Linked DNA regions of Homo sapiens: region 2 is linked to region 1. Evidence: chromatin loops called from intact Hi-C (ENCODE). Cell type or tissue: endothelial cell of umbilical vein. All regions are shown on one strand.

Region 1 (2,500 bases):
TCATATATTTGGCCCTGCTAGAGGGTTAACCAATTCTAAATCTTAGGTTGAAATCAATTTGTTTGCCTATATAAGTCTAGTTTCTCAACTACTCTGAACTGGTTTTAACATCTCACAGATTCCCTCATTAATTGAAGAATACTATTGATACGTACTCATTTTATATTTTTCTGAGAGTCATGTTTTTCACAATTTGAAATGTGTACTTTATAAATTTTCAGAGATCAAGACGCTGAGACAACGTGCCCATAACTACTAAATGAGGAGGTTGAACTAAAAAAGTTCTAATGTCCTTTTTTGAGCTCTAGATTCTGCAATTGTAGGAGACTAAACAGCTTTGAGAGGGAATGGGTAGAGGATGATTCAAAATTATTTAAACTATATTGATTGTAATAAAATTTGTCAAATATTTTGACTTTAATTAATTAACATATTCTAGCCTCAATCTATCTAGCCTGATACTACTATTAGGATAGTATCAGAAAAGAAAAAACTCTCTTAAAATCAAAATGGAAATAAGCCATCTAAATAATCTACAGAGAGTAAAACAAGATTATTTAAATCATTATCTGGTAAGAGATAAAAATTTTGTCCAGTCTTAACAGTGGTTATATTTAGAATCAAGAGAAACAACTGTCTTTTTGTCACAGATTTTTTTGCCTTTTGTGATTTCAATGATTGCTTCATCAAGTAAATCTACTATATAGTCCCCCACTGAATTGAAGAAGGGAAATGAAATTAGGCTGATGGTTTCTTTCTTTCTTTCTTTTAAGCTTTTATTGCCAGGCAACTTAGAGTGAAATTTGAGGCTCAGCTATAATAACTATATTACACAGTTTTTCAAGACCTGTGCCTTTATGGGCCTTTCCCCTGTCCTGATCTTATTATTGATACTATTTATTTATAATATAAACTGAGTGATATAAATTTATTCATAAAATAGTATATATATAGTTTAATTATAAGTTCACTATGATTTTTAAATAATTTTCTCAGCCCTGGGTTTTAAATTCCTATTTCTATTTTACTCTTTTACTATACATGTCTTTTGTGGTCAGCTATGTAAGTCAAGCATTAGAAGGGAAAAAATATTCTACTCCTTTGTGGAAGGAGGCAGGGTATACACAGGAAAAACAGACAAATAAAGGAAATAAAGAAAAAAATAATTAAATTGTCCTTTAGATAGAAAGGAAATGAGCCATTGTTGTCCGGAAGGCAGAACAAAATGACTACGACTTCTTACATATGAGGCCATCATGGTTTTATTATCATAAATCAGAGCGACCTCAGACAACTGGTGCAATGGATTATTGCTAGAAGAAAGGCTTCAGGCCAACAATTTCTCATACCCATCATGATGAAGGAGAGAAATTGTAAAAGTTCCCACTAACTTTTATGGGGAGAAAAGTAAAACACCCTATTTCTCAGGGCTAACTTCATATTCTGAGACCAGAAAAGTCATACCAAAAAATTAAGACTTTTCCACCTGCCATAAGTGACCCATACCACCTCCCTCACCTCAAAAGAGAGAGTCATGAAAAGCCTTGGAATAATGCCAAAATTATTCAAAGCTATAAATTATTTTAATTTTGAACTGCAGTAGTGAAGATTAACTGCAGTGTGATGACAGGCAGTAGAGGTGGCTCTACCCTTCAAAACAGTGGGAATAATTAGCGTCTTAGTAGAGAGGAACTACAGCCTCAATGTCTCAAGGCATTAGTGGGGGCAGGGAGTTATGAGATGGAAGGAAAGAGGGATTCTATCTTTTACAAAATAAATGTTTTATACAAAATGAAATCATGTTTTCATATTTCAAAAGCAGAATTGCTATTTTTTAGAAAATTTTGAAAAATTTAACAAAGTTCACAGATGAAAATAATAACCGCTTGCGTCATCACCACTCAAGAGAGAACCCACCCTAATATTTTACTCTAAGTACTTTATGAGCCTCTAGTCTTCTAATCTTCGCTGATGTATGCCTATCTTCCCTCTCTAAGGATCTATGGCATTGCAAAAAGGTCATTTAAATAGGGAACCATAATTTCACAGAAAACAATGAGTAAACATTTGATTGAAACTTGATTTTTAAAAGAAGCAGGCCAGGTGTGGTGGTTCACGCCTGTAATGCCAAGCACTTTGGGAAACTGAGGTGAAAGGATTACTTGAGTTCAAGACCAGCCTGGACAACATGGCCAAACCCCGTCTCTACAAAAAACACAAAAATTAGCCAGGTGTGGTGGTGCACACCTGTTGTCCCAGCTACTGGGGAGGCTGAGCCGGGAGGATTGTTTGAGCCAGGGAGGTAGATGCTATATTGAGCTGTGATTGTGTCACTGCACTCCAGCCTAGGTGATAGAGCGAGACCCTGTCTCAGCAAAATGAAAAAAATTAAATATAAATAAATAAAATAAGAAACTTACAAAAATAAATTTATTTCATGTTGTGTTGAGCAAAATTTAGGTTGTAGTTGAAACTATGCACTCTCAGAGTGAATCACGTC
Region 2 (2,500 bases), 76 kb before region 1:
CATTGATATCTCTCTTCAATACTATCTCCAACATCTCTCATGTTTGAAGATAATATATCCTAGAAGTAAAATACCTATCTAGTCTAAAAGAGAGTAAAATATTTGTTCCACTTGTTCAGCATTTATCTTAAAACAAAACAGTTCAAGAGGGTTGATGATGAGGACCACGCCCTCTAGCCTCTGGAAAGCCTGAGATGGGACTGTCTCCTCCCCAGATTTAAAACTGTCCTGCACCGTGTGCAGAGTAACCAAACTGTGCAGGAGAATTGTAAATCTGACAGCACAAAGAAGATGGAAGTGACACTCAGATGATTTTGCTTAAAGTCAGGTTTTGCTCCATTTGATAATTTGGAAAAATACTAGAAAACAGATCATTTGTTTGTTCATTCATTTGTAATATCAGGTTGGCTTGGAATCTCTTGATGTCCCATTGGAACCACGGCTTCATTTAATAATAAGCCATTGAAATGAATTTCAAAGGAAATAAACTTCACATTACATCTGATGTTTCAGGACAAATCACATGTTGACACAGATAAAAGTGCACACTTGTGAATCCTTTGATAAATTTTAATCAATAAAAAATGTAATAGGACACTAAGACTATTGGCCCTGAAATATTGAATTGCTGGAGCATGAGATTGTTCAGAAAGAAAACCTATTCAGCCTTCTAAAAGAACTATGTCGGTGGATGGGCATCCTCCATATTAATGACGTTATTTCCTTTGACTTAACAGTATGGCTGTTTTCTATTCTTTTTTTTTTTTTTTTTTTTTTTTTTTTTGTAAAACAGAGTCTCGCTCTATAGCCCAGGCTGGAGTGCAGTGGCATGGTCTTGGCTCACTGCAACCTCCATCTCCCAGGTTGAAGTGATTCTCCTGCCTCAGCCTCCCCAGTAGTTGGGACTACAGGCATGTGCCACCATGCCCAGCTAATTTTTGTATTTTTAGTAGAGAAGGAGTTTCACCATGTTGGCCAGGCTGGTCTTGAACTCCTGGCCTCAAGAGATCCACCTGCCTCGGCCTCCCAATCTTCAATTCTTAGGAAAACTAGTTGAAAGTACATTAAAACAAAAGTACTAACCCAGCAAAATCTGCTTTATGAAATATAAAATATATGAGGGTTGGGGTTTTTTGAGTAGTGATATTTCTCCCCTGTTGTCTAACATGTTTTCTCTAAAGTCTTGGCTCAGCCTATATTAATGTTGTCAATAACTAGTCAGATTAAACTGCAACAACTCAAGGTTATTGTCTGTTATTTCAGTTCTCAAAGGCACAGCATATCAAAACTATCAATGCTTGCAATTTTCCCCCTGAACCAATATATCAGGTATGTCAACCTAAAAACAAAAGATGTTGAAGTAACAGGTATATAAATTTATCTAGCCCAGAGTAGGTGCTCAGTGGTTGATTCCGAATCCAGTTTACAAAAATAAAGAGGCTTTCAAAAATCATTTGTAATATCCAAGCATCAAGAATTTCTTCTGTGGCCCCAGGTGCAACAATTGGCTTTGCCACATTGGGTCGCTGGTCGTCCATTCTTGTAATGATCCACCAGGACTTGTGATGCTGGATCCTCTCTACTTTCTTCACCAGCCCTGTCAGCACTCAGGTTATGGAATTTCAGCAGTCATTACAAAATGTTACATATCTTATCCTCTGTCTCAGCTTTTATTAAGTTCAGCATTGAAAAAAAAATGCAACTGCTGTTTATGCAAGCTAGGAAACAAATTCAGAAAATTATCATCCGTCAGGAAGAAATGACACAAAAATTTATGTACATTTAGAATTATTTTGTTTCATGCTGCAAAATATATAAAGTTGGCAGTAGTAAAAAGCAATTTTCAAAATAGACATTTTTGTGTGTATGAGGAGTCATTGTAAGCACCATCCTTTGCGTACTGAAGTTCCAAATGTATAACACTCATCCAAGCACTACTGAGATAAAAGATAAATACCTGGTATCATATATAGGGTTTTTCAACAATAGAAATATGATTGGTAAGATTCATACATGTTTGCCATCAGAATAGTAAGAGATCTATCCATTTCAATAATGTAACCTAGATCTATAAAGAAGCAAATAAAAGTATGTTTGGTCACAGCTGGTAACTTTATAACACACTAATAGGTTTGCTATGGTATTAACAATGGTCCTGAACAGACAAGAAAGTAAAGAAAAAAAGATGAGATGCTAAATTCTCGGTGAGTTGTACGAGTCTATATTGTTATTTCATTATCTTTAAAAAAAAAAAAAAACCTCTTCTTTGTTCATTCAATATAGCTTTTGGGGAAAATCACCATGTGAGTTAGCAATGCCAACATTTAATCAACTGGTGCTGTAAAGTGACACTGTGTCACTTGGGGCCACTTTTGGGCAAATCAGGGCTTCTCATTGATCTAGGTCAGTAGCAACACCATGTTGTAAGGCTGTTACACAGCTCGAGGAGCAATACTCTCCTGAGTCCAAGGTTCTTGCTAAGGATGGCTTCTTTGGAACA

What was found. Hi-C counts contacts between places; a loop is a spot of excess contacts. Peaks named below come from ENCODE experiments on the same cell type or tissue, not always from the same donor. Only the 100,000 strongest peaks of a DNase experiment are listed, where the experiment ranks them.
Region 2: a loop joins it to region 1, with 5 times the contacts of the local background. A loop is called at or near these places in 1 of 110 quality-filtered maps.

What each region holds. Positions count from the first base shown.
Region 1 is chr3:179,481,793-179,484,292 of GRCh38, reverse strand. It overlaps a transcript of GNB4 not described here. Among named protein-coding and RNA genes, the nearest start is that of GNB4, 32 kb to the right of the region's middle. In endothelial cell of umbilical vein, no CTCF peak of the experiment used is centred here; a DNase peak (open chromatin) is centred at 1,232; H3K27ac peaks cover 1,511 bases.
Region 2 is chr3:179,557,986-179,560,485 of GRCh38, reverse strand. No RefSeq gene overlaps it. Among named protein-coding and RNA genes, the nearest start is that of ACTL6A, 3.7 kb to the left of the region's middle. RefSeq lists a silencer at 1,391-1,685. In endothelial cell of umbilical vein, a CTCF peak has its summit at 1,508; a DNase peak (open chromatin) is centred at 1,515.